Regions from separate parts of the Homo sapiens genome. Here region 1 is linked to region 2. Evidence: chromatin loops called from intact Hi-C (ENCODE). Cell type or tissue: heart left ventricle. All regions are shown on one strand. Each heading gives the region's core, and the rest is flanking DNA. Links, peaks and the distances in the headings are about the cores only. Region 1 has its middle 22 kb from the start of ZNF12. Region 2 holds the start of ZNF316 (zinc finger protein 316).

The links. Hi-C counts contacts between places; a loop is a spot of excess contacts. Peaks named below come from ENCODE experiments on the same cell type or tissue, not always from the same donor. Only the 100,000 strongest peaks of a DNase experiment are listed, where the experiment ranks them.
Region 1: it touches region 2 in a loop (3-fold over the local background); 7 of 110 quality-filtered maps call a loop at or near these places.

Annotation. Positions count from the first base shown.
Region 1 is chr7:6,720,786-6,736,727 of GRCh38, reverse strand. It overlaps the pseudogene SPDYE20P and the pseudogene PMS2CL. Among named protein-coding and RNA genes, the nearest start is that of ZNF12, 22 kb to the right of the region's middle. RefSeq lists silencers at 6,148-6,197, 6,608-6,717 and enhancers at 6,868-7,077, 7,129-8,104, 10,612-10,661. In heart left ventricle, for the core only: no CTCF peak of the experiment used is centred there; DNase peaks (open chromatin) are centred at 6,527, 6,967 and 11,613; H3K4me3 peaks cover 2,719 bases; H3K27ac peaks cover 1,148 bases.
Region 2 is chr7:6,630,174-6,646,115 of GRCh38, reverse strand. It overlaps ZNF316 (zinc finger protein 316), which reads right to left and starts at 8,798. Exons shown (of 9, transcript NM_001278559.2): 1 at 8,669-8,798; 2 at 8,107-8,270; 3 at 6,975-7,074; 4 at 4,154-4,291; 5 at 3,352-3,734; 6 at 3,043-3,152; 7 at 2,168-2,294; 8 at 1,523-1,636. The coding sequence starts at 3,706. RefSeq lists enhancers at 5,404-5,698, 7,919-7,968 and silencers at 8,029-8,458, 8,699-9,118. In heart left ventricle, for the core only: a CTCF peak has its summit at 8,245 (motif pointing right); DNase peaks (open chromatin) are centred at 5,543 and 8,865; H3K4me3 peaks cover 2,564 bases; H3K27ac peaks cover 992 bases.

The sequences.
Region 1 (15,942 bases), core at 3,662-11,661, 92 kb before region 2:
CTTTAGCCCGGGAGGCAGAGGTTGCAGTGAGCCAAGATGCCACCACTGCTCTCCAGCCTGGGTGACAGAGCAACACTCTGTCTCAAAAAAAAAAAAAAAAAAAAAAACAAACCCAACACAATGCGATATGGCCATATACTCACCAGAATGGGTAAAATTAAAAAAACAACAAATGCTCACAAAGATCAGGATCAAGCGGAATGCTTGAATACCTCTGGTAGGAATGAACCTGGTACAGCTGCTTTGAAAAGTTCTCTGGGAATACCTCCTAAATCTGAATGTATGCACACCTGCAACCCAGCATAGCTACTCCTATCAGAAGTGCCTATCGGCCGGCACAGTGGCTAATGCCTGTAATCCTAGCTCTTTGAGGTCAGGAGTTCAAGACCAGCCTGACCAACATGCTGAAACCTCGTCTCTACTAAAAATACAAGAAAAATCAGCAGGGCATAGTGGAATGCACTTATAATCCCAGCTACTAGGGAGAATGAGAATGAGGCAGGAGAATCACTTGAACCTGGAAGGCAGGGGTTGCAGTGAGCCAAGATCACTCCACTGCACTCCAGCCTGGGTGACAGAGTGAGACTCCCTCTCAAAAAAAAAAAAAAAAAGAAGTGTCTATCTCTATGCTCGTCAAAAGACGTGGATGAGGATGTTCATGACGGCATTCTTCATTATAGCCCGAAACTGGAAACAATTCAAATATTCACAAATTATGATATCTGACTATAACGGAACACTGTATAGCGAACAAAAAAATGAATTTTGCCGCATGACTTGGATGAATCTCACAAACAAAATAATGAGAGAAAGAAAGAAATCACAGAAAAGGACAGACTGAATAACTTCAAATTAAAAACAGATTAAACTATACTGTTTTGGTTTTTGTTTGTTTGTGTGTCTGTGTTTCTGAGACAGAGTCTCCCTCTGTCACCCGGGCTGGAGTGCAGTGGCACGATCTTGGCTCACTGTAAGCTCCGCCTCCCGGGTTCACACCATTCTCCTGCCTCAGCCTCCCGAGTAGCTGGGACTACAGGTGCCCGCCACCACACCCGGCTAATTTTTTATATTTTTAGTAGAGACGGGGTTTTGCCATGTTGGCCAGGCTGGTCTTGAAATCCTGATCTTAACTTATCCGTTCACCTCAGCCTCCCAAAATGCTGGGATTACAGGGCGTGGACGGTGAAACCCTGAGCAAGACCCCGTCTCAAAAAGAAAAAAAAAAACTTACATGACCATAAATTGTTATCTCATTCCAGTCATAGCAGAGTTGTAGAATTTCATTTTATTCTTTGAGGCATTAGTCACTAGTTGTACTGAAATGCCAATGGAACTTACCTGAATCAACAGAAATGTTAAGAACAACAAATGGATACTGGTGTCGATTATACACGCGGTAGACGTCATTCACGAGTCTGCAGACCTGCACAAAATACAAGGAGTAGAAAAGAAAAAATGACAAATGTTTCCGACCCCCTGCATTCTAACAACATACTATTCTAACCAACCAGCATGTTCTTAGAAGGGGATACTTTTTTGGTTTTTTTTTTGAGACAAGGTCTCGCCTTGTCACAGCCTGGAGTGCAGTGGAGCAATCATGGCTCACTGCAGCCTCAACCTCCCAGGTTCAAGTGATCCGCCTGCCTCAGCCTGCCATGTAGCTTGGACTACAGGCAGGACTTTTTTTTTTTCTTTTTTTCTTTTTTTTTTTTTTTGAGACGGAGTCTCGCTCTTGTTACCCAGACTGGAGTGTAATGGCGCGATCTTGGCTCACTGCAACCTCCGCCTCCAGGGCTCAAGTGATTATCCTGACTCAGCCTCCAAAGTAGCTGGGATCACAGGCACATGCCACCACGACCAGATAATTTTTGTATTTTTAGTAGAGACGGGGTTTCACCACGTTGGCCAGGCTGGTCTCGAACTCCTGACCTCAGCTGATCTGCCCGCCTCGGGCTCCCAAAGTGCTAGGATTATAGGCGTGAGCCACTACACCTGGCCTAAGGATACATTTTTTAACAGCTTTACTGAGATATGACTAACATGGAATAAACTACACATATTTAAAGTGTGCAATTTCATAAGTTTTGACATATACACAAACACCTGTGAAACTATCCCCACAATCAAGATAATGAATATATCCATCACCAAAAGTTTCCTCACAACTCTCAAAGTGTTATTTCTCGGCCGGGCGCGGTGGCTCATGCCTGAAATCCCAGCGCTTTGGGAGGCCGAGGCGGGCGGATCCCAAGGTCAGGAGATCGAGACCATCCCGGCTACCACAGTCAAACCCCATCTCTACTAAAAATAATACAAAAAATGAGCCGGGCGTGGTGGCGGGCGCCTGTAGTCCCAGCTACTCGGGAGGCTAAGGCAGGAGAATTACATGAACCCAGGAGACGGAGCTTGCAGTGAGCCGAGATGGCGCCACTGCGCTCCAGCCTGGGCGACAGAGCGAGACCCCGGGAAAAAAAAAACAAAAAACAAAGTTGTATTTCTCTAATCATAGATTCCTAAAACTGAGTCTTTTTCCAACCTAAAGTTGCTCTCCGAGAAATTCTAGTGAAATGCGGGCACAGCTTAAATGTTCATAAAACACATTCAATGTACATAGAAAAGTATTTATGACATTAAAATGTAATTAGAAATAAACCTAAATATCACATTATTAATAGTTATAATTAATAATTATTAATCCATCACATAAGATTCCTTATTGGCCAGGTGTGGTGGCTTACACCTGTAATCCTAGCACTCTGGGAGGCCAAAGTGAAAGGATCACTTAGACCAGGAGTTTGAGACCAGCCTGAGCAATACAGTGAGAATACATCTCTAGGCCAGGAGCAGTGGCTCACGCCTGTAATCCTAGCACTTTGGGAGGCCGAGGCGGGCAGATTGCCTGAGCTCTGCCTGAGCTCAGGAGTTCAAGACCAGCCTGGGTGACACGGTGAAACCCAGTCTCTACTAAAATACAAAAAAAATTAGCCGGGTGTGGCAGCGTGCGCCTGTAGCTGTGCAGGAGGCTGAGGCAGGAGGATCGTGTGAGCCCAAGAGATTGAGGCTGCAGTGAGTTGTGATCACGTCTCTACACTCCAGCCTGGGTGACACAGCAAGACCCTATCTCAAAAAAAGGAAAAAAGAAACAGAACAAAACAGAACAAAACAGACTTCATCATTTAAAGACAAGCAGAAATACTTACAGACGAATCTTTTTAAAAGCCAAGAAAAGAGAGACTCCATGGAGAAAGTATCAGTTTGGAAGTAACAGATGTCAAAGGCAGACAAAGGGTCCTGGGAGGTAGGGGCTAGAAAATGCCCGCTGGATTCGACTGCAATGAAATCATTGGTAATCTTTACAGACTGACTCAGCAACGTGAAAAGGACAAAACTAAAACACTGAGAACTGAAATGAGAAACAGAAATGAGGAAATCTTCAAAAGAGAGTAACTGTTTGTATTGTTTGCTGTGCAACCCAAACAGAAAGACGAACAAATATTTGAAGGATGATCAAGTCATTCATTCCCCCCATGATCTAGGACTCAACAGTAAAAACAGAATTCTGTCTACTGGGATCACAATATTTCCGTCCCTGGAAAAATTATAGGCACCAAGTTCTCCTTGGGCAGCAGGCAGGCCCTCTGCTTACATAAGCACCAAGAATACGCCGTAAGTTACGGTAATTTAATGGTTGTTATTAGGAAGCCTATCCGCAATTGTATCAACTGGAATGAAGAAAGTTTTCAAAGTCCTAGAAAATCTCTTAAATCCACAAGTAACAAAATTGGTTTCTCCTTATAATGAATGCAAGCGATGTCATGGATGGTGATATGGTTTCGGTTTGTGTCGCCAACCAAATCTCATGTTCAATTGTAATCCCCAATGTTGGAGGTGGGGCCTGGTGGGAGGTGATTGGATCATGGGGGCAATTTCCCTTTTGGTGCTGTTCTCCTGACACTCAGTGACTTATCACAAGACGTGGTTGTTTAAAAGTGTGTAGCGCCTCCCTCTCCCTCTTCCTCCTGCTCTGGTGATGGAAGATGTACCCGCTTTCCCTTTGCCTTCCACCATGACTGTAAGTTTCCTGAGGCCTCCCCAGCCATGCTTCCTATGATAGAGCCTGCAGGCGTGAGCCAATTAAACCTCTTTTCTTTATACATGACCCAGTCTTGGTTATTTCTCTACAGCAGTGTGAGAATGGACTAATACAGATGGCATTTTCCTTTTGTGATGACTGCCAAGAATATCAGTCCTGGGTGTGGCTCAATTTCAACAGCCTTAAAATCTACTATCCACACACACAAGCTTCACAAATCATTTTTGGTGCTGATCTGCCACACTATATTTTACAGGACAATGTCTATTTCCACATTCCCATTTTAAAGTATGAATCCTGGCTGGGCGCGGTGGCTCATGCCTGTAATCCCAGCACTTTGGGAGGCTGAGGCGGGAGGATCACCTGAGGTCAGGAGTTTGAGACCAGCCTGGCCAACATGGTGAAACCCTGTCTCTTCTAAAAATACAAAAAATTAGTTGGGCATGGTGGCACACGCCTGTAATCCCAGCTACTCGGGAGGCTGAGGCAGGAGAATCGCTTGAACCCAGGAGGTGGAGGTTGCAGTGAAGCGAGATCATGCCACTGCACTGCAGCCTGGGCAACAGAGCAAGACTCCATCCCAAAAAAAAAGAAAAAAAAAAGTAGGAATCCTTACAAACCTCTTAAAATGCATCATAAAATAAAGTTGAGGAACATATACACAAGCATGAAAACTCACCTGCAATGTGTTCATTTTCTGCTGCTCTTGGAAACGTGCAGAGACTGTGGCTGGTAGACCTAGAGGGGGAGAAGCAGGTCACTGAAGTCATGAGTGCTCTGGCCTGCAAAGGCAGGAATCTCCTGCGTAAGAACCACAAAAGAAAGCTCAATAGGCTAACACCCTGTGAACACTCAGCCTGCAAACACTCAGAAGGGCCTAAAAGAGTGATACAGGGTTTCGCCATGTTGGCCAGGCTGGTCTCAAATTCTGGCCTCAAGTGATCCACCTGCCTTGGCCAACATGGCGAAATCCCGTCTCTACTTAAAAATAACAAAAAAATTAGCCAGGCGCAGTGTCACATGCCTGTAGTCCCAGCTACTCAGGAGGCTGAGGCACAAGAATCCTTTGAACCTGGGAGGTGGAGGTTGCAGTCAGCCGAGACCACGCTGCTGCACTCCAGACTGGGTGAGAGACACTGTCTCAAAAAAAAAAAAAAAAAAAAAAGACTGATAAGGGAAGCATGCACTTGTAACTTTGTAACTCTAAGATAATCAGGTAGTAATTAGATGAGTTAAGACTCTCATGGGTAACATGACTTCTTTTACAAATAGTCTGCCATCATCAAATACAACCCGCAAAAAGAAAAAAAAAATTCCCATTATACGGCTCATGTTTTTTGTGGTTTGTTTGTTTGTTGAGACAGGGTCTCAATCTGCCACCCAGGCTGGAGTGCAGTGGTACATTCACAGCTCACTGCAGCCTCCACCTCCTGGGCTCCATTGATCTTCCCACCTCAGCCTCCTGAGTAGTTGGGACCACAGGTGCATCCCAGCATGCCTGGCTACTTTTGTATTTTTTGTAGAGTCAGGGTCTCCCTATGTTGCCTAGGCTGTTCTTTAACTCCTGGTCTCAAGGGATACTCTTGCTGTAGCCCGGCAAAGTGCTGGGATTACAGGTGTGAGCCACTGCATCCGGCCCGCATTTTCTTATTGTCTCTTTAAACTGCTTAAAATCAAAGAAACCATAGGAATTGAGTATGTGAGCTCTCAGAAATGAAATGAATGTGTATAAAATATGGTTTTGTTTCTAAATTATCTAACTGAACTTGGTTATTGCTGCACCTAATAACCTTCTACTAAGAAAACTAGGATACGGGAGAAAGAACACTGGCCTGGGAGATAAGACTCCTGAGTTCTACTATGAGCAACTCTACCCACAAAGCCAGTGACCCGGTCAAGTCACCCACCTGCTAAGGCCCAGTCTCTTCCCCTAGCAACTGAGGCAGCAAGAGAGAATCCCTGCAGACTGTTCCTGCATTACTACCAGTCTCCAGGGCAGATCTAAGGGGGGAATCAGCAGACACTTAAATGAGAGAACAGAGATGCTGACGGACGTTTAGAGGCGGTCGAAATCTGGAGCACGGAAAGGAGGAGGAAGGGCTGTTAGGGGTTAGTGGGGAGTGGAGACGACGTCTGCAGCTGAGGCTGGTGATACCCTCCACGCCCCCGTAAGCCTCGTCCTCCCAGATATTCCCGTGCAGCGCCTCAAGGCCAAACACACGCCTCTCCTGCAAGCGATCGGACCCTCCCCCGCCTCATACTCTAAGGTCCCGAACATACGGTGACTTCACCCAGGCCTTTCTCGCTCCGGGCCCGAAAACCCAAAGACTTACCCTCCTGGGGCTCCCCAGAGGCCGGGGCGGGGCTGCTGTCGCTGGCGCGCGTCTGCTCGCGAGGTCCCCTCTTGTCCACCTCACCAAGGCTGTTCTGCTCCTGAGGGGCCCGGGCCGGGCCTACGGGGCAAATCCAGGAGGGTGTCCTTCCCGGGGCCCAGATCCGCCTCCCTGGGACTCACCGTACAGCGGCGGCCTGGGCCAGGCCCCCAGGACACACACGGGCCAGGCCCGGTTCCCGCCGCCCCTTCGCCTCCGCCTCCGCTGCCACCTTCGCCACCTCCCGCCCGGTTCCCCTGGCCGCAGGGCCGCCGGCTCAGGGGCTCACGCTCGGGGGTCCCCGCTCAAGCCTCCACCCGGCCCGTGCGAACCCTGGCCCACATAGCTCCGCGCCCGCCTAGGTGCTGGCCTAGGCGCTCAGCGTCCAGCCCCGCAGGCTCAGCGATTCTCGTCCACTGGGGGCCAAAGCCTGGGAACTAGAGCAAGCGGTGACCTGAGGACACACAGGAAGCGATGGCAGTGCGGCGGCAGCGCGCATGTGCGAACACGCACCCAGGGAGAGGCGCACACGCGCAGGAGTTCACCGGAAGTCCGCCTCCCAGGGCCCACCGTTGGTCCCAGGACAAGGGCCGGACTCTATTTCCCATGAGCCTACCAGCGCCCCCCAACTTTAGGGGCCATTTCAAATGTCTCTACCCCGTCTAAAGGTTAAGAAGCCCCAGGCTATATGAGCTTCGGCAGCCCTGATCCCCGGACTGAACTTCGCATTTGTCTTTATTCCCTTTTAGGGTCAAGTCCAGGGCTGCAGTGACTGGGTCCTGGAGCCCAAGGCCTCCAGGTTAGAACCGAGTTTCCCATAACGAGAAGGAAAGGAAAGGGTGTATCGTGGTCACTGCGCTGAAATGCTAAGAGAAGTTTCACTCAAATACTAGGACAGGATAAATGCCCAGCGATGCTTTCCAAGGAAGAGAAAGAAAATAGAATTTGTGGCCGGGCGCGGTGGCTCACGCCTGTAATCCCAGGACTTTGGGAGGCCGAGGAGGGCAGCTCGCGAGGTCAAGAGATAGAGACCATCCTCGCCAACATGGTGAAACCCCGTCTCTACTAAAAATACGAAAATTAGCTGGGCGTGGTGGCGCGTGCCTGTAATCCCAGCTACTCCGGAGGCTGAGGCAAGAGAATCGCTTGAACCCGGGAGGCGGAGGTTCCAGTGAGCCGAGCTCGCGCCCCTGCACTCCAGCCTGGCGACGGAGCGAGACTCTGTAGCTTTTCTAGATCACACAGCAAATGCCTAAAAACTGTAGAGAAATCAGGAAATACACAAATCGAACAAAGAAAAGATACCTGTGATTTCACCTTCCCCAGGAGGATTATGTTTAGGGTTAGGTTATGTTGACCAAAAAGACTCAAAGTTTGTAAAGAGTTTTATTCTGGGCCTCCTATTTGAGTGACCATGGCTGGTGACACAGCCTCAGGGGGTCCTGAGAACGTGAGCCCAAAGTGGTTGGGTTACAGCTTGGTTTTATACATCTTAGGGAGACAGCAGTTACAGGCAAAGACATAAATCAATACATGGGATGTACACATTGGGTCAGCCTGGAAAGGCTTTCAGGTCACTAGCAGATTCAAAGATTGGCAGTTGATTCAGAGTTAAGTGTTGGCTGAACAGTTGGAAGATGACGTAAAGAAATGGGCCATTGCGGTGGCTCTTGCCTGTAATCCCAGCATTTTGGGAGGGTGACCTGGGAGGATCCCTTGAGGCCAGGAGTTCAAGGACAGCCTGGGCAACACAGCAAGACCCCCATCTCTACAAAAAAAAAAAAAAAAATTATCCAGGTGTGGTGGTGCATGCCTGTAGTCTCAGCTACTTAGGAGGCTGAGATGGGAGGATCGCTTGAGCCTGGGAAGTTGAGGCTACAGTGAGCCATGATGGTGCCACTGCACTCCAGTTTGGGCAACAGAGAAGAAAAGAAAGAGAGAGAGAGGAAGGGAGGAAGGAAGGGAGGGAGGGAGGGAGGGAAAAGAAAGAGGGAGGGAAAGAAAAGAAAAGAAAAGCTTGAGTTAAGATAAGGGGCATTGTGGAAACCAAGGTTCTTGTTATGTAGATGAAGCCTCAGAACAGGCTTCAGAGAGAATAGATGATAAATATCTCTTATTGGATCTTAAAAGGTGTCAGAATCTCGAGAAAAGACCTGGATTCTTTTCTGTAAGGGAAGGAGATTCTCTACAGAATGCAAATTTCCCCCAAAGAGATGGCTTTGCAGGACTATTTTAAAGTGTGACAAAGAAAATATATTATGGGGTAAAATACTATGATTTCCTTCAGGGACTGCTATCTGTCACGTGATGCTATATCAGAGTCTGGTTGGAGTTGGGTATCTTACTGACACAAAGAGCCTGTTCTGTCAGTCTTATGATCTGTAGTCTAGTGTTAATGTTGGTCAGCTGTGCCTAAACTCTGAAGGGAGGAGAGTATGACAAGGCATGTCCGACCCCCTCCTTCCCGTCATGACCTGAATTAGTTCTTCATGTTTATTTTGGATCCTGCTGGCCAACAGGGGAGTCCACTCAACAGCTGTGGAGGCTTAGAATTTTATTTTTGCTTTACAATTAAAATGTCAGTTTTCAAAAATGGGATATAAGGACAATGATTCATCACAACTTTTTGGTGAAATCTAACAGTGTTCTTGCCCAGTTGTTTCATAAAAACTGGTAAGGAAAAGACTAAAAATAAATTCTTCTGAGGCCAGGAACAGTGGCTCATGCCTGTAATCCCAGCAGTTTGGGAGGCCGAAGTGGGTGGATCATGAGGTCAGGATATTAAGAACATCCTGGCCAACATGGTGAAACCCCGTCTCTACTAAAACACAAAAAATTAGCTGGGTGTGGTGGTGCGCGCCTGTAGTTCCAGCTACTTGGGAGGCTGAGGCAGGGGAATCACTTGAACCCGGGAGGTGGAGATTGCAGTGAGCTGAGATCACGCCACTGCACTCCAGCCTGGCAACAGAGCAAGACTCCATCTCAAAATAAATAAATAAATTATTCTGTTAACCTAGAATATTCTCTCCACAAATTCAGAAAATAAAGAAAACAATTTTATCATTGAATAAGCATTAAACCAGACTGTGATGCCCATCACAGGTGATCCATTAATGAGATGCAAAGAGAAATAAAGCCTCTTTTTTTTTTTTTTTTTTTGAGACAGAGTCTTGCTCTGTTGCCCAGGCTGGAGTGCAGTGGTGCGATGTCGGCTCACTGGAACCTCTGTCTCCCCAGTTTAAGCAATTCTCCTGCCTCAGCCTCCCAAGTAACTGGGACTACAGGTGCATGCCACCACGCCTGGCTAATTTTTTGTATTTTTAGTAGAGACGGGGTTTCGTCATGTTAGCTAGGATGGTCTCGAAATCCTGACCTCATAATTTGCCCGCCTCGGCCTCCCAAAGTGCTGGGATTATAGGCATGAGCCATGGCGCCTGGTCAAAGCCTCCTTTTTGTATAGCCTGGCAGATACAATCCATTGCATACATGCTCTCAAGATAAACAGTAACTCATCCTCATGTAAAAGGACTTGCTATGCTTTTTTTTTTTTTTTTTTTTGTTTTGAGACAAGGTCTCATTCTGTCATCCAGGCTGGAGTGTAGTGGTGTGATCTTGGCTCACTGTAACCTCCACCTCCTGGGTTCAAGTGATTCTCGTGCCTAAGCCTCTGGAGTAGCTGGAATTACAGACATGTGCCATCATGCCCAGCTAATATTTGTATTTTAGCAGAGACAGAGTTTCGCCATATTGGCCAGGCTAGACTCAAACTCCTTTCAATTTCTGTGTGGCTTCAAGTGATCCGCCCATCTCGGCCTCCCCCAGAGTGCTGGGATTACAGGTGTGAGCCACTGCGCCTGGCCTGCTATGCATTCTTAAACACTCATCCTAAATTCACCTGGAAATCAAGGTGGCCACCCATGCTAGTTAATTACCTGTATCAGATAAAAAAAAATTAAACTTCTCATATCTCCTTGACAAGCAGGTAGTAACAGCTCAAGGTGCCTAGGCTAAACTCCCTAGGCAACAGGAAGATAGGGACACTATTTTCCTCGAGGTTTACATTTCAAAGACAAGACTGTCAGGCTCTTAAGAAAAAAATTCCTGGGTTGTGGCCCGGCAGGGTGACTCACACCGGTAATCCCAGCACTTTGGGAGCCCGAGGCGGGTGGATCACCTGAGGTCAGGAGTTCAAGACCAGCCAGACCAACAAGGTGAAATCCCATCTCTACTAAAAATACAAAAATTAGCCAGGCGTGGTGGCAAGTTCCTGTAGTCTCAGCTACTCAGGAGGTTGAGACCTGAGAATAGCTTGAACCCAGGAAGTGGAGGTTGCAGTGAGCCGAGATCATACCACTGCACTCCAGCCTGGGTGACAGAGCGAGATTCTGTCTCAAAAAAAAAAAAAAAAAAAAAAAAATTCCCGGGTTGTAGTGTTGGCAAGAAGTTCATTTACCTTTTTAAAAGATTTAGATACATGTCAAAGGCACAAAAGTTATTTATATTACAATGTTTATCAGGAAATACTCTTTAAAAAGGAGAGGAGAAAAGGTTAATTTACCTTTTGGCAAATAAGACAAATTTAATTTTTTTTTTTTTTTTTTTTAGAAAATCCGTACAGTGAGGGCTGGCCACGGTGGCTCACATCATCTGTAGTCCCAGCACTTTGGGAGGCCAAGGCAGGCGGATTGCTTCAGGCCAGGAGTTCAAGACCAGCCTGGGCAACATGGGAAAACCCCATCTCTACTACAAATACAAAAATTAGCTGGGCATGGTAGTGTGCGCCTATTGTCCCAGCTACTCTGGAGGCTGAGGCACGAGAACTGCTCGAACATGGGAGGCAGAGGTTGCAGTGAGCCAAGATTGAGCCACTACAATCCAGTCTGGGCGACAAGAGCGAAACTCTGTCTCAAAAAACAAAAAAAAATAAAAAACAAAAACAAACAGCCCCTTTTCCATCTCCCCACCACAGAGCTGTCTGCAGTAATTTCATTCGCTTATTTCCTCAGGGTTTACTGGGTTTCTGGTTTCCAGAAGGGGAAGTTCTCTTCAAGGTACAGAAACCATGACTCCGCAGAGAACCACAGAGACAGCAGCATGACCAGACCCCGGTCAGGTGTCGGGACGCTGCTGGGCTGAGACTTGGGCTGAACTTCCTCTGCAGGTCGACTTATTCCCATCAGCACCAAAGCCGCTGGAGGGGGTCATCCAACAGCAAAGGAAGCAGGGAGCGGAGCTTGGAGGCTGTTTCAGAAGGTCCCACTGAGCCAAGGACTCAAGGCCTGGCCACAGCCCTCCCAAGTGAGGCCCAAAGCATATTTCACCATGCTCAGAAAACCTTGTCTGCTCATTTCAGTCCATAGTGACTTTGCTTTCTTTAGGATCTCTCTTGCACTGTCCAACCCAGAGAGTTCCAAATCTGAATGGATTCCAGTGACAGAGTTAAATCACGCCCCACCTCAGCTTTTGAATTACAATCAATAGGGCTGGGTCCCAGCATCTGTATCTTAATGTTCCTCCATGTGATCCTCATGCTGAAAGGCTGGTATTTGCAAATCCCTTCTTGTGGGGAGTGAAGAGTTTTTTTAGAGACAGGCCTCACTCTGAGGCCCAGCCTGGAATGCAGTGGTGGGATCACAGCTCACTGCAGCCTCCAACTCCTGGCTACAAGAAATCCTCCCACCTTGGCCAACGAAAGTGTTGGGATTACAGGAGTGACCACTGTGTCCGGCCAGGAAAGCCCTTCTGTGTCACTTGAATGGTATTTCTGCAGCATACCTGCAGCCATTGCTGTATTCAACTGCATCACTGCGGGAAAAGAGAAGGCGAGAGGTGGCTGTTTTGCTTTTTTCTGAACATATCAGACCAAACCTGGGCTGTTTAGCCTTTTTTTTTTTTTTTTTTTTTTTGAGATGGTGTCTCGCTCTGTCACCCAGGCTGGAGTGCAGTGGCGCAATCTCAGCTCACTGCAACCTCTGCCTTCCAGGTTTAAGCAATTCTCCTGCCTCAGCCTCCCAAGTAGCTGGGATTACAGATGTGCACTCCCACGCCCAGCTCATTTTTTCTGTATTTTTAGTAGAGACGGATTTCAACACGTTGGCCAGGCTGGTCTTGAACTTCTGACCTCTGGTGATCTGTCTGCTTTGGCTTCTTAAAGTGGTAGGATTATAGGCATGAGCCACCGCACCTGCTTCGCCCATTTTTTGACAACGTATCAACATCATTTAAGATGGGCACTGCCTCAGTGTAGTGTGTCTAGACAAGGTGGCCAGAAGAGAGGGGAATATGCAAACCAGGCTTGAAGACGGGTTAAATCAGAGCTTTTCATTCCACAAAAGAGCAATTTTAACGGGGTCAGGACATTGATCTTCTAATATTTGAAAGCCTGTTAACTAGGAGAGAGAGAGCAAACTGTTTGTTGTAGGAGGACCTACCCAGCTCTGACGGTTTAAAGCATCATGAATGCAAATTTGAACTCCAGAAAAGCAGAGTTTCCTAACAATGGGACTTCCACAGCAATGGGATCTGCTTCTTCACTCAGTCTGTGTCTTTCCCATGAGCAAGAGACTCCTAGGAGAGCCACAGCCCATTAGGAAGCCGTGTGGGAACTCACTCACACGTTCTTTGTTTATTTTTTTTGAGACAGAGTTTTGCTCTTGTTGCCCAGGCTGGAGTGCAATGGTGTGATCTTGGCTTGCTGCAACCTCTGCACCCTGAGTTCAAGTGATTCTCCAGCCCTCCCTCCTGAGTAGCTGGGATTACAGGCACCTACCACCATGCCTGGCTAATTTCTTGTATTTTTTGTAGAGATGGGGTTTCACCATGTTGGCCAGGCTGGTCTCAAACTCCTGACCTCAAGTGATCCACCCCCTTTGGCCTCCCAAAGTGCTGGGATTACAGGCATGAGCCACTGAGCCCGGCCAGGAACCCACAGGTTTTTCGGATGGTCTCTGAATGTCATGCAACTCTTTTATTTTGTATCAAAAAAAATTTTTTTGACACAACGTCTTGCTGTGTTGCCCAGACTGGAGTGCAGTGGCCAGATCATAGCTCACTGCAGCTTCTAACTCCTGGGCTCAAGCGATCTTCCTGTCACATGAGTCTCCCAAGTAGGTGGAACACAGGTGCCAGCCACCACACCTGGCTAATTTGGTTTGGTTTTGTTTTTTTAGAGATGGGCTCTTGCTATGTTGCCTACACTGATCTTGAACTGCTGGCCTCAGGCAGTCTTCCTCCCTTGGCCACCCAAAGTTCTGGGATTACAAGCATGAGCCACTGTGCACAGCTGAGATTTTTTGACTTAGCCTTTTTGTACATGCGATATTTTATTCCTAGAATCCATAAATGGTAGGGAAATTTCTGAGTTCAGAGCAATACATATGATACAAAACTTGATATATAGACTAGAGTTTGTTAGCCAAACTGGAGGGGCTGGCTTTAGGTAATCCATGGACTCCCTGAAATTGGGGACACCATTGGAAATATGTGTGAGCTCCTGGACAGTTTCCTATGACTTTCAGGCCTCAAGATGTCTCTGGACTCAAAGATGCCTTAGGGCAGAGGACGCTTGTACCCCCAGTATAGAATCTCGGACAGTGAATGTCAGTAAACATTCGGCAGAAAAGCTCTGCCAAACTGAGTGCTCTGATGTGACATTTTCATCAAGTCAATGTTCCTGGGATCTCTTGTACATGATCATCTCACTCTTGTAAGGTTTCATAGTTTCTGCTTAGCCTAGTTTTCTTTCCCACCCTGTTCCCTCTCCCACCAGACTGGACTCTGAAATGGGCATGTACAGAGAAGAGGAGACCCCACCATGCTTCAGGCTTTGAGTGGAGAGGACACAGCCTCTGCTGGGACAGGGAACAGAGGGATGTGGAGACCCTAAAGATGCTTTTGGACAGTGCCTGAGGTTGGGACAGTGGCAGGAGATACCATTCACCCACGATCTCCAGGACAAAGATCAGCCTGGCAGTTACATGTGTTTTTCTTCAAACTGGTTGCCAGGTTGGAATGACCAATGACATCAGAGATTCCAACCTTCCTGATTGGAAGGACTGGACTCTGTGGGCTCCTGGGAGCTCAGCTGGACAACCTTCTCAGAGCTGGTCTCCACTCCTGACTTCTCCCAGCCTCGAAAATTGACAACACACTCTTCTGGGTCTTAGCAGAGTCCAGAAGAAGGCCTTGGACAGAACAGAGACTAGGTTCCGTGGGATGGGACAGATTTTGGGAAAGATCATAACCAGCCATCAACCGCACCCCCAGGATGAGGAGCAGAGCCCCCAGCCCAGCGCCTCAGGGTACCCCTCCAGGAGGTGGTGGATGATGAAGTGTCGGGACCATCAGGTGAGGGGACTGGAGGAAGAAGAGGTAGGATAGGATTGACTAAGATGAAGGAAGGGGGCCGGGCGCAGTGGCTCATGCCTGTAACCCCAACACTTTGGGAGGCCGAGGTGGGCGGGTCACCTGAGGTCAGGAGTTCAAGACCAGCCTGGCCAACATGGCCAACCCCATCTCTACTAAAAGTACAAAAACTATCTGGGCGTTAGTGGTGCGCACATGTAATCCCAGCTACTCGGGAGGCTGAGACAGGAGAATCGCTTGAGGCTGGGAGGAAGAGGTTGCAGTGAGCCAAGATTGCGCTACTGCACTCCAGTCTGGGTGAGAGAGTGAGACGCTGTCTCAAAAAAAAAAAAAAAAAAAAAAGGTCAGAGGTCAGGAAGAAGAACCTGAGGCGGGTGTGTGGGAAGAATGGAGAAATTCAGATTCAGGCCAGGTGCAGTGGTCACACCTGTAATCCCAGCACTTTGGGAGGCCAAGGCAGGCAGATCACTTGAGGCCAGGAGTTTGAGACCAGCCTGGCCAACATGGTGAAACCCCATCTCTACTAAAAGTACAAAATTGAGTTGGGCATTATCGCAGGCACCTGTAATCCCAGCTACCTGAGAGGCTGAGGCAGGAGAATAAGTGGAATCTGGGAGATGGATGTTGCAGTGAGCTGAGATTGCACCACTACAATCCAGCCCAGGAGACAAGGCATGATTCTGTCTCAAAACAAAAAAAAAAAAAAAGGGAGGGACTCAGAGAGCCAGGGACCAGGGAAGGACATGAGGAAGTGTTGTGAGGACAGAGAGATGGAAGAACGGGGAGGGGAAGGAGCGGCACATGGGGCTCAGCAGAGGAGAAATCCAGAAAGATGGCTTGGAGAAGCCAGCAGTCTGCGAAGCTGGGGAGGATGGAGAGTGGTTTGGGGTTTGGGGTCGGGGTCTAAGGTGGTCAGTTGCAGAAGCATTACACCATGGCCTGGCTTCTTTACTCAGCCCCTGGGGTAGATCCCAGCCCCCCATGTAGGTATTTTTGCTGGAAAAGGAAGAGGGAGTGGTTGGACAAATGTGAGGAGGAGCCAGAGAAGAAGCTCACCCCCGAGCCTGAGGAGACCTGGGTGGTGGAGATGCTGTGTGGGCTCAAGATGAAGCT
Region 2 (15,942 bases), core at 4,871-12,870:
GTCGTGTCAAGGGAGGGACCTGGTGGGAGGTGATCAGATCATGGGGGCCGTTTCCCCCCATGCTGTTCTCATGATAGTGAGGGAGTTCTCACGAGATCTGATTTTTTTTTTTTTTTTTTTTTGAGATGGCGTCTCACTCTGTCACCCAGGCTGCAATGCAGTGGCGCAGTCTTGGCCCACTGCAACCTCCACCTCCCGGGTTCAAGTGATTCTTCTGCCTCAGCCTCCCAAGTAGCTGGGACTACAGGCGCGCACCACCACACCCAGCTAATTTTTGTATTTTTAGTAGAGATGGGGTTTCACCATATTGCCTAGACTGGTCTTGAACTCCTGACCTCGTGATCTGTCCACCTTGGCCTCCCAAAGTGCTGGGATTACAGGCATGAGACACCGCACCTAGCCTATTTTTTTTTTATTTCTTTTTTAATTTTTGAGACAGAGGCCCACTTTGTCACCCAGGCCGGAGTGCAGTGGTACAACCTCGGCTCACTACAACCTCTGCCTCCCGGGTTCAAGCCATTCTCCTGCCACAGCCTCCCGAGTAGCTGGGACTACAGGCACACGCCACCACACCCAGCTAATTTTTGTATTTTTAGTAGTGATGGGGTTTTGCCATGTTGGTCGGGCTGGTCTCAAACTCCTGACCTCGAGTGATCTGTCCACCTCAGCCTCCCAAAGTGCTGGGATTATAGGCATGAGCCACCGCACCCAGCTTGTATTTTCATTTGAAAACACATCTATGAGGTGCTCCAAATCTACCCATTGCCCCTCCTAACCGGCATCACCTAGCCCCAAACCAGACACCTGTGGGGCAGGGGCCTCTGCAGAGCTCTCTGACGCTAGGAGCCCCTCAGACACCACTAAGGACCTCCACGCAACTGACAATGTGGCGTCCCCCAGTGGGAACCTGAGTTGAGTTCAATTTCTTCAGATGAATAAAGGGGGCCTTAGAGTTGAAGGAGCAGAGCCAGAGCTGGGCCTGAGGCTTTCAGGGAAATTCACCACCCTGAACGCCTTCTGCACCCATCACTCCAAAACCTCCTCTCCAGAATGCCCCAACCTGCCCATCCCGGTCAGAGTCCTGCCCATGGTGCTCCAGGGAGAGCAAGGGAGCTGGGGGGAGCCTTTTCCCAGACATGGCCAAGTGGGCGGAGAAGCAGGAGGAACGGCTAGCACTGTGCCATCAGAAAGGCCTCCGCGATGGCGTGCTGGGCTCCTGGGTCTGCCCTGGCTCAGCCGACCACCTGACAGCTGGCCCCTCACATGCAAAGAAATTCACAGGCTCCAACGCAGGGCAGGGTATCATTTTTAAAGGTTCCTAGGAGGAGCCTCTAGGTTCTCTAAGGACCTTACAGCCCTCGGACCTTTCTGGAACTTGAACCACCAGGAGCCAGGCGGCAAAGGCAGAGGCGCAGTCAGAGGCACCAGGTACCAGGTCTGCAGAGAGCGCAGTGAAGGCCAAAGTTTGACAACAGCTCTGAGAAGCTATCGGCACAAACCGCAAAATTCCATCCACGCTCACCTGTGTAGACGCCAGTGACGATGTCTCCTTCCTCAGGTCGGGGACTATCTGGGACCCAAGGTTCTTCCCCTTGTTCCAGCCGGAAGATCAGATCGGGCTTGGGAATTGGGTATCCTGCCAGGAGAACAGACGGCGGCTGCAGGCGGCTCCCGTGGGCCCTCCCCTGCCCTGCAGCCCGTGCTGTGCCACCGCTCAGTGCCCCTCCACCTCCATCTTCCCAGCACCAGCCCTCCCACACCCCTGCTCTGGAGGGTCCAGGCGGTCCCTTCCCTCTGAACCTTTCCCTGTCCTCCCCTGCCCTCCTCCCACCAAGCCCCCCCAACACCTTCACCTGCAAGATGCCCACAACCCTCCTCCTCCCTCGCCTTCCGCCTCACCCCTGGAGGCTTCAGGGGCCATGCAGCAGACACCAGAGACAGACAGCCTCCACAGATGTGTCACCTGGCTCAGGGTGCTGCCTGGCCAGTGACATCCCCCGCCCCACCCAGGGGCCATGGGGTCCTAGGGCTTCCCTGGGAGGTGGGCTGGGCCCAGCATCCACCTTTGGAAAGACCCTGGGATTTGAAAAGCGCCCCGTCAGACAGCTAAGACCCTGGCAGCCATCACACCAGGCTGCCTCTTGGGGACAAAAGGTCCCGTCCTTACCCAAGGACACGAGAATCCCATAGTTCTCCTGCATGACTTCCTGGTAGAGGCCCCGCTGGTCTGCTTCCAGCCTTTCCCACTCCTCCAGGGAGAAGTACACAGCCACATCTTCAAACGTCACCAGCTCCTGGGGAAACAGAGCCTCAGGTGAGAGGCTGAGGGAGCCCTTTACAAAGAGCCACGGAAGATTGAGGCCACTGAGGCTCTCCAGCATGGGTGTCAGGGGACACAGATGCCCAGATGGCACTGAGGGCTTTCAGGCCTTGCCACAGCCCTGGAAAGCAAGGACCAGATCCCAGCCAGAGAATGGGGACTCAAGCTCAAAGACGGTGAACGACCCAGCTCGTAGGGCAGAGCTGTGGCTCAAGCAGAGGCCAGGAGACAGGGAGCCCCGCCCCCAGTCCCCCTCTTCATGCAGTCTGGCTCAAGCCAGTGCAATGGCCATGTCAGCCATGGAGGGCCCACACCCGAGTGGACAAGCAGCAGCAACTAAACCGAGCGTGGGCACTGGTGCCTGACCTGACTGGGCAGCAGGAACCCAGACCCTGGACATGTGACAGGCACTCCAGGTGAGGGGAGGGCCAGCCTTGGGGGAGAGCCAGGCCTCTGAAGTCGCTGTGCACAGTGCGGTTGAGTGGGTGGCAGCCAAAGCAATCAGGACAACCCAACGCCCAGGAAAGCAGGACCACACCCCCGGGCTTGGGGCTGGACACCCAGCCGCTTCCTGTGGCCACTCCCAGCTCAGGGCCTGGGCCTGGTCCGGGGACTCCAGTGCCATGGCCGCTGCCAACAGACGCCTCCAAACAGCAGGTGCCGAGGCCCCGGGGGAAACCCTGCCCAGGTTACCCAAGCCCCAAACGGAGAGGGCGGCTCACCTGACACCCAGCCGTCAGCAAATCATCCTCGTCCTCATCCTCCTCCTCCTCTTCCTCCTCCTCCAGGTCCTCATCCCTAGGAGTGGCTGGAGCCCGGGAGGCCTGCAGGCCTGTGGGGAGAGATCTCTTAGGGCCAGCTGCCCTGAGCCCCCAGCCTGCAGGGCCAGGAGCCCTGGCAACACCCTCATTGCAAAGCTGGGTTTCAGCTCCACCCTGTCGGCCCAAGAGCCCTCCTGGCTTGACCAGGTCCCTGGCCTGGCCCACCTCAGCCCCCTTCATCTCCTCCCCAAGGCTGGCTGCTTTTCTTACCCTTTTCCTGAAGAACTGGGGACTTGGCATCACCACCACGGCTAAGTCGCTCCTGGGTCCCCAACGCCGGACACTCCTCCTCTGCCAGCACCTCCTTCACATCCTCCTCCTCCACGTCCGCCTCCACCTCCACCTCGGCCACCGCCTCCACCTGCGCATCCTGCACTACCTCTGCCACACCCTCCTCCTCCTCCTCCACCACTATCTCCTCCTCCTCTTCTTCCACCTCCTGCACCTCTTCCCCCTTTTCCTCCTCCTCCTCCTCTTCTTCCTGGTCAGGGTCGCACTCTGACCCGTCCTCTGCCCGCTCCAGCTGGGCAGCTGGGGAGTCGGGAGTCGTGTGGAGCGCCGCCATCCTCCCTGGGAGCGAGCCTCCACGTGGCCTGAAATGCAGATGGACGCCAGTGACGGGCTGCTCTCAGCACACCACACGGTCCCCTCACAGGGTCTCCCGCAGCCTGGCGGGGGCGCAGGGAGCAGGATTTACTCCTCCTGTTATGTAGTTGAAGGCAATGGAGATGAGGGAGGACCGGGCCTTCCCACGATCTTACCCTGCACCATCAAGACATTCTGTACCCAGAAAGGCTGCCCCAATGGCCCCTCCGCGTGACCCCTGGGATGCCAGTCTCAGCTCCTTTTCACCAAGAACTACGTGCCTGGTGTGAACTGCTGCTCTTTCCTGGAGTAAATCAGGCATTTATCCCAGTCTTTATCCACAAGGAAGCATCACACAGCCCGAGGGTGGCCCATGTTTAGCCAGAAGGAAAAGCCCACCTGATACACAGGACAAAGAGACGCTTACCTGGTCCTCAACACACATGAACCAGGCCAGCAGGGAACGCCAAGAGGTCTCAGCACAGACAGGATGCAGGCACTTGCAAGGCACAACGGGGCTAGGAGGAGAGACAGGTGCCAGGAAGCCGGCAGGTCAGGCTTCTTCCTGCAGGACATGGGAGAGTGGGGGCTGTGAGCCAGCATCACCCTCATGTGCCCTCAGCCCTCGCTCTGTGAAAAGCGCAGTGCATGGTGGACACACGGCTCATCGCCAGACCATCAGGAGGACAGGAAATGCCTGTGACATTTCAAGTTTGGGGATCAGAGACTCTTGAGGGCTGACTTACCAAAGCCCTAGAGGCTACAGCGTCCTACTCTCTCACTGACATCAGTAACAGCTCAGCCCAGAAGCTCAGGGGAGAGGCAGCCACACTGACACAGGGTCCAGGGTCCAGGGCCATGGACACAGCAGGATGGGAGCTGCTGGCCCTGGGACCCCTCGCCCCTCCCCACTGCGTGTCCTTCACTAGCCCCTGTGGGGTCCCAAGGGCACGGCAGAGTCATAGCGTTGATGAGTCCATTTCTGTGGCTCCTTTCTGGGTATAAACCTGAGACCGGGCCCATTACCCAGGACACACACCATCAGTGTCTCTGGCCTGAACAGGGCCATTTCCAAAGCAAGCCAAGCCCAGAATCCAGGGGGAGAGGCCATGAGCCCCAGAAGCATCCTGGAATGTCAGGCCACTTGGCCACACAGAGCACTGGGCCCACCCTAGCTCATCCAGCTCGAGCAGTGGACAGTGTCTGCCACAGAACTCCTAAAACAAGACTGAGTGGCCTTCACGAGAACAGTCCAGACCACCACGCCTGGTGTTCTTACGGACACAGGAGAAAGCTGCTCCGTGATTAGCTCTCCCTCCATAACCCATCACTTCTCTATCAATTAGCGCAGCTGTGTTAGGCCATTTCTGCATTTCTGTGAAGGAATACCTGAGGCTGAGTAAGTGGCAAAGAAAAAAGGTTTCATTCACTCACAGTTCAACAGGCTGCACCAACATGGCGCCGGCATCTGTTTCTGGGGAGGGCCTCAGGAAGCTTCCACTCGTGGAGGGAGGCAAAGGGGCAGCAAGAGAGAGGGAGGAAGCCCCACTCTTTTAAAACAACCAGATCTCTTGTGAACTGAGAACTCCCTTATCACCAAGGGGACGGTGCTAGACCATTCATGAGGGATCCGCCTCCATGGGCCAATCCCCTCCCACCAGGCCCACCTCCAACACTGGAAATCACCTCCCAGCAGGCCCGCCTCCAGCACTGGAAATCATGCTTCAGCGTGAGACTGGAAGGGGACTGATGGAGCCTGGATGTTTGTCCCCGCCCAGATCTCACGCTGAACCGTAATCCCCAATGCTGGAGGCGGGGCCTGGTGGGAGGTGACTGGATCATGGGGGTGGGTCCCTCCTGAATCTTGGGCCATCCCCTTGGAGACAGTGAGTAATGAGTTCACAGGACATCTGGTCGTCTTTAAAAGTGTGTGGCGCCTCCCCACTCACTCTCTCTTGCTTGTTCCTGTTTTCGCCATGTGACATACCTACTCCCCCTCACCGTCCACCATGATTAAAGGCTTCCTGAGGCTCCCTAGAAGCCAGGCAGATGCCAGCACCATGCTTCCTGTACAGCCTGCAGAACCATGCGCCAGTCTCACCTCTTCTTTATAAATGACCCAGTCTCAGGTATTTCTTTACAGCAATGCGAGAACAGCCTGACACCTGGACAAACACCCAAACCATAGCAGCCGCGCGTACTCATTTCCTGAACTGCTTTGAGCAGTTGCTTTAAAATCCACACTTTAATAGCCAGGAAGCTCTGAGCATTCACACAGGCTCACCCAAGTCAAAGGCTGGGACACACAGGCATCCAGAAGCCACCTCTGTCCCGAAGGTCACACGTGCCCCCTGACTGGCTCCAGCCCCCTTTCTAGTTTCAGAATCACTAACCCCCAAAGACTCAAGTCACAGAACTACGCCTGGGAGCGCCACCCCAACCTCCAGCCTCTCCCAGAAGCCAACCTTCTCAGTGTCCACAGCTCTTTGGCGTGTGAAGATGCCCAAAGTGTCGAAATCCACGTGCTGCGTGTTATGCTAGCCACCTCCAGGAGGACACGGCCCTGCCCAGCACTCAGGGCGCTGGGTACACGCAGCAACGGTTTCCCAACTGCCACCCACTTGAGGCCCAGAGGAGGGCTTTTCTCTTTCAAGCCTCAGGCCGCAGATTCAGGCTGGGCCTAGGTGCCATGCCAAGCTCAGTAGAGCTGTCTCCTGCCTGGCCACCACCTGAAGCAGCAACTTTAAACTCCCAGAGCCAGGCCGCCATATATGAGGACACAACAGAAGAACACTTCACAGCTTTGGAATAAAGTGGCTGCATGTTCATCTCATCTCAGGCCGTGTGTGTGTTATTCCCCATCCCCAGAACTCTCTTCCCCTTTTCCTGGGTGGTCTTCTGAGGCAGCCCCCTGGGCCCCAGTGGGTGACACAGTTCCCTGTAATTCTTCCCTCACAGCACTCACCACATCTTAAAAATACACTTATGAGACTGTCTTATCATCTCTCTCCCTGAGTACAGCCAGCTCCTGGGCGGCAGAAGCTCCCTTTGCTCATGTCTGAATACCCCTCACACCAGCACTTAAGAAGCATTCAAATACTTACTAAAAGAATGTCTAAAGTCGCCAGCCAATGTGATGGACACAGGATTTTTCAAACTCAGCATTTTGGCCCTACTGTCCTGTTCCAGAACAGACTGACCACTGCTGGGGGTAGGGGGTTGGGGGGACCCTTGGAATTGGAACTCACCCCAGAAGCAGTGGAGAGTCTCTGCCTCCAAAGACGACACTGAGTTCTTTCTCCCAAGAAGTCCACCCACGGATGACCAGAGAAGGTGGAGGACCAGCTCCTACAGAGGTCAGAAGCACAGCCAGACATCGTCCCCAACCCAAGATTCAGAACATAATGGTTTGAAAAACGGACCTCAGCAGTCCGGGCAGAGTTTAGATTCCAGCAACTCCCCCTGGGTTATCTCTGCCTCCCCCAGGCCTGCACTCTTGCCCTCTTCTTGCCAGCCTGCCAGTCCACTGTAAACACTGCTCACTTCTCCCTCGGCATCCAACTCTGGGTCAGAGGCCACAGGGGGTCTCATCAGCATCAATCCCAAACCAGAGGCCACAGGGAGCTTCACCAACGTCATCCCAAACCCTCATTTCTCAAACTCCCCACCTCAGGTGATCCACCCGCCTCGACCTCACAAAGTGCTGGGATTACAGGCGTGAGCCACCTCACCCGGCCCCAAACCCTCATTTCTACTAGGGCCCTGCACTCTAGGATACGGTGCTGCAGCCAACATTTAGAATGGGAGGTGACAAGGTATCTCCCAAGAGGAGAAGGGAGCGAGGCAAGGGCAGGAAGAAGAGGCAAAGCTTGAAAGTTGATAGAAACTCCTCACAAAAGCTCCAAAGCCAGGGAAACCCAACTCAGAGAGCGGGAGATGTGGGGGTGTGCTTGTGTCTAGCCCCCTTCATTCCCTCTGGGTGGCCCCCGCTGCCCTCAGAGCCCTTCGGGTCTTCATGCCCTCCTGAAGGACTTCCTTCCCCGACCACCACAGTCCTCACTGTCTGTCCTCGGATTCTGGATCCCCCTACTTTCCTGGGTTTGCTCCTGGTGCAGGTTATTTCCACGGGGGCCATCTCAGGTTCCCCAGGGTAGCCCCCTCACCACCCCACCCGGCCCCCAGACCTGCCCACACTTGTTGAACCAAACCAAGCACCGAGGTCTCCCCACACAAGCAGAGCTGGGGGCCTGATCCTCCTGGTACCTGCACTTCCTCTTGCCCATCGGGTCCTCGACCAAAGCCCAGCCCCTTTCCTACCTCTGCTGCCACGCGGGACAGCCCAGACCCCATCCAATCCCAGGGATGGGTGTCCCTACCTACCTGCCGGCAGCAGAAGACAGCCGAGCAGCCCACCGGGGCTCCTTCTGCAGATGAGGGAAAGCCCGGATAAGGCCCCCAAGGTCACAAAGCGGGCTCCTGGGGCGACGGGCCGAGCGCCTCCCGCCCCCCAGGGGGCGTCCGGAGCCGCCTCCTCCTGCAGAGACCTAGACGATGACAGCCCCTCCTGGATGGGTGTGTCCTGGGGGCGGCCGCGGCCCAGCCCCTGCCGCTGCGGCCGAGAAGGCGTGGGCGGGCACCCCGAGGTGTCACGCGTGGCCTCCCGGGCCTGCCCCCTCCGCCTCCTGCCCGGACCGGCCCCGGGGGTCGGCAACGCGCAGGCCCGGACGGGGGTCCGGGAGGCGGGGGCGCTGCCGCGGAAGTCCCTACCCGCGTTCCGCTCCGACTCTGCAGGCCCCGGCCCCGCCGCCTCCCCGCGGCCTCCCCGCGCCGGGCGTCGAGGGCCAGCCCGGCCCCGCCGCCGCCGCCGCCCCCGAGCGCAAGCCCGGCCCGCCCGCACCTGCCGCCCGCGCCGCCGCCCACCGGCCCCGCGAGACCCACTCACCGCGCGGGCCGGGCTGGCCGAGCCACGGGCCGGACACCGGGGCCGGGGCCTGCGGGCCGGCGGCGGACCCCGCGCTACACAAAGTGACGGCCCGGGAGCTGCGCGACGGCGGCGCGTGGGCACCGGAAGTACCGCCGGCCGGCCCCGCCCCGCCCGCGCCCGCGGGGGGAGGAACTTCCGGTCACGCGGGGGCAGCGGCGCGGAGCGGGGAAGCGCGGGTTGCGGGGGTTTGCCCAGCTGGGCCTCGGGCCGGGGCGAGGACGGGGCATGCGGGGAGGGGACGGGAGCGCCCTCGACACTCGTGGGGCGCCCACAACCTCGCCCCGCTCCTGGACACCCTGGCCAGGTCTCGGAGGTGACCCCGAGGTCCCGCCGCTGCGACCACCGCCTTCCCCGAACCCCAGCCCGGCCTCGTTCATCGGGGCGCCCGCTGAGGACCAGGCCCCGCGCTGGGCCCCCTCCGCCAGTCCACGGAGCCTGCCCGGGACCCCAGGATGGTGGAGGGAGGAGGCGACCCCTGTGGTGGGGAGGGGGCCAGGTGTCCACGCCTCCACCAGATCCCCGGGCCCGCGCGGGGTGAACGTCTTGTGGGTGGGGAGGGAGGAGGGACGGGCGGGGTGAACGTCTTATGGGTGGACTGTGGCGGTTGAGTGCAGGAGGAGACTGGGGTTGTGGAGCCCGCACTTGGAGGGACATGGGGTCACGGGCAGGGAAGCGATGTCCAGGCAGAGGGCATGGCCAGTGTGGGGGCAGAAGTGACAGGCGACCCCAGGAACCCAGGGAGGGGTCGGTGAGCTCAGCGGCCACCCCCAGACCCCCACCCACAAGCCTGTCTGCACCTGCTCCCAAGAGGTGCAGCTGGGGTGTCAGGATGAGCTCTGGCATTGGTGGAGTCCAGGGTCTGTCTTCCGCCTGGAATGGTGTGGCCTGGGCCCCTTCCCCAGCTCCCAGCCCGCCTGCACCACTGTTCTTGGTGCTTTTCTGTGGGGACCCCAGGCCTGACTGGGCAAGAGATAGAGGAGGACTCGGCCAGGCACGGTGTCTGTAATCCTAGCACTTTGGGAGGTCTTGGCGGGCGGATCACGAGGTCAGGAGTTCGAGACTAGCTTGGCTAACATGGTGGGTGAAACCCCATCTCTACTAAAAATACAAAAATTAGCCGGCCGTGGTAGCGCACCCCTGTAGTCCCAGCTGCTTGGGAGGCTGAGGCAGGAGAATCGTTTGAAGCCGGGAGGCAGAGGGTGCAGTGAGCCGAGATCACACCACTGCACGCCAGCCTGGGCGACAAGGTGAGACTCTGTCTCAAAATAATAATAAGATAGAGGAGGACTCAAACCTTAGTCCCACAGAGGGGTGCAGCCCCAACCCCTTGAATCAGACCCTCACAGTGATGTCGCTTGGCTCTTGGTGTCTTAAAATGTCTTAAAGTTAATAACATTTTAAAATAAGGAGTCCCATTCTTGTTTAAAAAATAAAATTGAAAAATCAGGTTCTAATGCGGGGTCTCACACCTATAAATTAAGCACTCTGGGGGGCCGAGGCGGGTCACACCTGTAATCCCAGCACTTTGGGAAAACAAGGTGGGAGGATTGCTTGAGCCCAGGAGGTTGAGGCTGCAGTGAGCTATGATAGCACCACTCCACTCCAGCCTGGGCAACAGATTGAAACCCTGTCTCTAATAATAAATAAAATCTGAAAAATCAGAAGTTCTGGCAACACAAGGCCCCTGGTTTGCAGGGCACCAGCCAGTAGGGCCTGAGAAGTAACCAGCTTCTGTGGGTGGGACTGAGCGTGGCCATGGTCCTCAGTGCCCACCACTCCCTGTCCCTTTCCTCCAGGCCCACATCTGAATGACACTGCCTGACTCTCCTGTGGGTATCTTTTAGAACCCCTAATCCCTAGATTAGACCCTTCCCCACCCTACCTGATCCGTCAGGTTCAGTAGGAAGGTGCAATTGCCCCCAGGCACTCCCAGGAAGGGCTCTGACTGTAGGACAATTAACAATTGACCAAAAGCAGTGTCACCAGGTGATGTGGTTTGGCTGTGTCCCCACTGAAATCTCGTCTTGAATTGTAGTTCTCATGATCCCCACATGTTGTGGAAGGGACCCGGTGGGAGGTAATTAAATCATGGGGGCAGTTCGCCTCATGCTGTTCTCATGTTAGTGAGTTCTCATGAGATCTGATGGTTTTGTAAGGGGCTTTTCCCCTTTGCTCCACACTTCTCCTTCCTGCCATCATGTGAAGAAGGAAGTGTTTGCTTCCCCTTCCACCATGATTGTAAATTTCCTGAGGCCTCCCCAGTCATGCGGAACTGTGAGTCAGTTTTTGGTGGTGGTGGTGGTTGGTGGTGGTTGGTGGTGGTGGTGGTGGTTTGTTTTGTTTTTGTTTTTTTCTTGAGATGGAGTCTCGCACTCTGTTGCCCAAGCTGGAGTGCAGTGGCACAATCTCTGCTCACTGCAACGTCAACCTCCCAGGTTCAAGTGATTCTCCTGCCTCAGCCTCCCAAGTAGCTGGGATTACAGGTGTGCACTACCACGCCTGGCTAATTTTTGTATTTTTAGTTGAGATGGGGTTTCACCGTGTTGGTCAGGCTGGTCTCGAACTCCTGACCTCGTGATCCGCCCGCCTCGGCCTCCCAAAGTGCTGGGATTACAGGCAAGAGCCACTGTGAGTTAAACCTCTTTCCTTTTATAAGTTTCCCGGTCTTGGGCAGTTCTTTACAGCAGCATGAAAATGGACTAATACACCAGGTAAAGGGAAGCAGCTGGAATGTGAAGGCACCAGGCCTTTGCCACCCTTAGCCCTGCAGGAGCAGGAAAGGGCAGGATGTTGTCAAGCCTGGAGGGAGGTGGAGATATAAAGATGGGGACACTGTGGGCACTGTGATTATAGAGGGACAGTGTGGCAAGGAGAGAGTACCCCAACCCTGCCCTCCTGCACCCTGTCACTTCCCAGTGCTGCCCGTTGCCCAAAACCACCTGTAATGTGGACAGCAAGGGACCCCAGAAGAGGAGTGTGTATAATAGAGTCAGCAGCTCCATCCCGGCCTTAGATCCCTCCACCCTGTCAGGCAGGGACCCCGAATCACCCCAGCATCTCCTCAGATCTCCTCTTGGCCTGTCCTCACCTGATACCTAATCCAAGACTCAATTTCTTCCTCTCCCTCGTCCACAGATAATTTTCCTTTTCCTTTTCCTTTTCCTTTCCTTTCTTTCCTTCTTTCTTTCCCTTCCTTCCTTTCTTCCTTCCCTTTTCTTCCTTTCCCTTTCCTTTTTAGGAAAGGAAAGGGCGTGAGCCACCTCACCGGGCCCTACGAGTGAGTTTTGCTTCTTGCTCCAACAGCACTGCTGAGGGGCTGAGGAGACGGAGAGGAGACGAAGGAAGCTGGTGGGACTTATGTGTCCTTGGCCTTAGGGAGATGCTAGACCAGGCCTGGGCCACCTGAGGATGCCTCTGACCTGGGGACAATTGGTTGTCATAAACTGTAGTTTAGTTGGACCTTCTTGTCACTCACTACTGAACTCAGTCTTGATAGATTTCCCTAGACTCATTTGAAGAAGGAAGTAATTAAAAAGCAGGCCAGGATTGGCCCATGCCTGTAGTCCCAGCACTTTGGAAGGCTGAGGCAGGAGGAAAGCTTAAGGCCAGGAGTTTGAGAGCAGCCTGGGCAACATAGCAAGACCCTGTCGCTACACAACATTTTTAAAAATTAGCTGGGTGCAGTGGCTCACGCCTGGAATCCCAGCACTTTGGGAGGCCGAAGCAGGAAGATAGCTTGAGCCCAGGAGTTCAAGACCAGCCTGGGCAACATAGTGAAACCTTGACTCTACTAAAAATTTAAAAATTAGTTGGGTGTGGTGGTGCATGCCTGTAGTCCCAGCTACTCAGGAGGCTGTGGTGAGAGGATTGCTTGAGCCCAAGAGGTTGAGGCTGCAATGAACTATGTTCACACCACTGCACTCCAGCCTGGGTGACAGAGGAAAACTCTGTCTCAAAAATAAAATAAAATAGGCCAGGCACGGTGGCTCATGCCTGTAATCCCAGCACTTTGGGAGGCTGAGGCAGATGGATCACGAGATCAGGAGATCGAGACCATCCTGGCTAACACGGTGAAAACCCGTCTGTACTGAAAATACAAAAAATTAGCCGGGCATGGTGGTGGGCACCTGGAGTCCCAGCTACTGGGGAGGCTGAGGCAGGAGAATGGCGTGAACCTGGGAGGCGGAGCTTGCAGTGAGCCGAGATTGTGCCATTGCACTCCAGCCTGGGCGACACAGCAAAATTCTGTCTCAAAAAAATAATAATAAAATAAAATAAAATAGCTGGGTGCAGTGGCTCACACCTGTAATCCCAGCACTTTGGGAGGCCGAGGCAGGTGGATCACCTAAGGTCAGGAGTTCAAGTCCAGCCTAGCTAACATGGTGAAACCCTGTTGCTACTAAAAATACAAAAATTAGGGGCCAGGCACAGTGGCTCACACCTGTAATCCCAGCACTTGGGGAGGCCAAGGTGGGCGGATCATCTGAGGTCAGGATTTCAAGACCAGCCTGGCCAACATGGAGAAACCCTGTCTCTACTAAAAATATAAAATTAGCCAGGTGTGGTGGCACACACCTGTAATCCCAGCTACTCGGGAGGCTGAGGCAGGAGAATCGCTTGAACCCGGGAGGCAGAGGTTGCAGTGAGCCGAGATTGTGTCATTACACTCCAGCCTGAGTGACAGAGTGAGACTCCATCTCAAAAATTAAATAATGTGGGGCGCAGTAGCTCATGCCTGTAATCCCAGCACTTTGGGAGGCCAAGGCCGGTGGATCACCTGAGGTCAGGAGTTGAAAACCAGCCTGACCAACATGGTGAAACCCCGTCTCTACTAAAAAAAAAATACAAAAATTTAGCTGGGCGTGGTGGTGGGTGCCTGTAATCCCAGCTACTCAGGAGACTGAGGCAGGAGAATCGCTTGAACCCGGGAGGCGGAGGTTGCAGTGAGCCGAGATCGCGCCCCTGCACTCCAGTATGGGCGACAGAGTGAGACTCCGTCTCAAAAAAAAAAAAAAGTAAATCATACCCTTTTTGCACTAGTACAATTCCATGTCAGTCATCTATCTATGAGCAGTTGGTGGGGTTGGGGCTGGGGGAATATCCAAGCATACTCATGAAACAGTTCCTGGGGTGTCATCTGCCTGGCTCCTGCCCATCCTCCACGGTGGGTGCTGGCAGTGAGGAGGGTGCCAGCCCACCCAGTGATTGGCATGAAGCTTGTTCTATGCTTCAGCCTTCGTGTGTCTCACTGGCAGGGACACAGGGTATGTGAAAAGTTAACAGGCATCTGGGGCATTTGGAATTCTGTGAGGCCGAGAGCATCTCCGTTCAAGTACATGGGCCTGCCCCGTATCTGCACAGACCCACCTGCAGGGACTGAACATTGACTGGGCAGAGCTCCCCTTCACTCGGCTCTCGGGACTTCCTCAGCTGTCTCTTCCTGCAGGAAGCCCTCCTGGGCTCCTCCTGAGCTCTCACACCAGGGGCTGGCAGGGAGCCTGGCACAGAAGGATGCTGATGGATGCCCCCACGGAGCCTCTGTGTGCCTGGAGTGGGCTGAAGGCAGTAGTGCTGCTATTAAAACCATAGGTGAGGCTGGGAGCGGTGACTCATGTTTCGTGTTAGTCGGTTCTCCTATTGCTATAAAGAACTGCCAGAGACTAGGTAATTTAAGAAAAGAGGTTTCACTGGCTCATGTCTCTGCAGCCTATACAGAAAGCATGGCTGGGGAGGCCTCAGGAAACGTACAGTCATGGCAAAAGGTGAAGGGGGAGCCAGCACTTCAAATGGTGGCAGCAGGAGGAATGAGAGAGAAGGGAGGGGTGCCACACACTTGTAAACAACTAGATCTCACAAGAACTCACTGTCGTGGTGACAGCTCCAGGGGGAATGGTATCAAACCATGAGAAATTGCCCCCATAATCCAATCATCTCCCACCAGGCCCCACCTCTAACACTGGGGATTACAGTTGAACTTGAGAGGCCAGGAATGGTGGCTCAGGCCTGTAATCTCGGTACTTTGGGAGGCCAAAGTGGGTGGATCACCTGAGGTCAGGAGTTTGAGTCCAGCCTGGCGAACCTGGTGAAACCCCGTCTCTACTAAAAATACAAAAATTAGCTAGGAGTGGTGGCGAGTGCCTATAATCCCCGCTACTCAGGAGGCTGAGGCAGGAGAATCTCTTGAACCCAGGAGGTGGAGGTTGCAGTGAGCTGAGATCACACCATTGCACTCCAGCCTGGGTGACAGAGGGAGACTCAGTCTCCAAAAATAAATAAATAACAATTGAACATGAGATTTGGGTGGGGACACAGATCCAAACCATATTATTCCTGTAATCCCAGCACTTTGGGAAGCCAAGGTGGGAGGATCGATCACTTGAGCCCAGGAGTTCGAGAACAGCCTGAGCAACATAGTGAGACTTCGTCTCTACAAAAAGTAGAAAAAATTAGCCAGGTATGGTGGTGCGAGCCTGTAGTTCCAGCTACTCGGGAGGGTGAGCCTGCAGTGAGCTATGATGGTGCCACTGCACTCTAGCCTGAGCGACAGACTGAGACCCTGTCTCAAGAAAAAAAAGAAAAAGAAAACAAAGCTGGACAGTAGTTAAAACGGTAAAAAACAGATTTTATTCAGGAACTATTGCAATAGGGAAAAGAGACCTCAGTATAGAACTGGGCTCAATTCTGAATACAGCAGGGACAAGTGGAGACTTCCAGCCTAGGAGCAGGTTGGAGGGGAGTGGGTGGGTGGAAAAATACGAAGGAGTGGGAGGTTGTGGTTGAACTGACTCCCAGGATCCTGGCTGAAGGCAGGCAAGAGTGATCAGAGGGCACCTGGCAGGTGGTGGGAGAGGAGGGATTTGATCAGATACCAAGGGTGGAGATTCTGGCTAAACTGACTTGACAGGATTTTTGCTACAGCTGGGCAATGCAGAGACGGGCACAGACACTCAAAGGTCAAGGCTGAGTGGAGAAGAGGCTCCGGGGAGGCTGAAGGCCGCTCAAGGAAATAGAAAGACTGTGTTTCCAGCCCTGCATGCCTCCTCATCGGCAGTTGAGACCCCACTGCTGCCTGCTCCTTCCCATTCCATTGCGGGGACCTGGACTTGATCTAGCCCTGTCTGGTGGACACACTTTTGTAGGTGCCAGGAGGGAGGAATCTGCTCCTCCTTTCTGCCCCCGACAGCCCCCAGCCCCAGTGGCCACTCACTCCCAGCATGCCTTGCAGCTGCCTG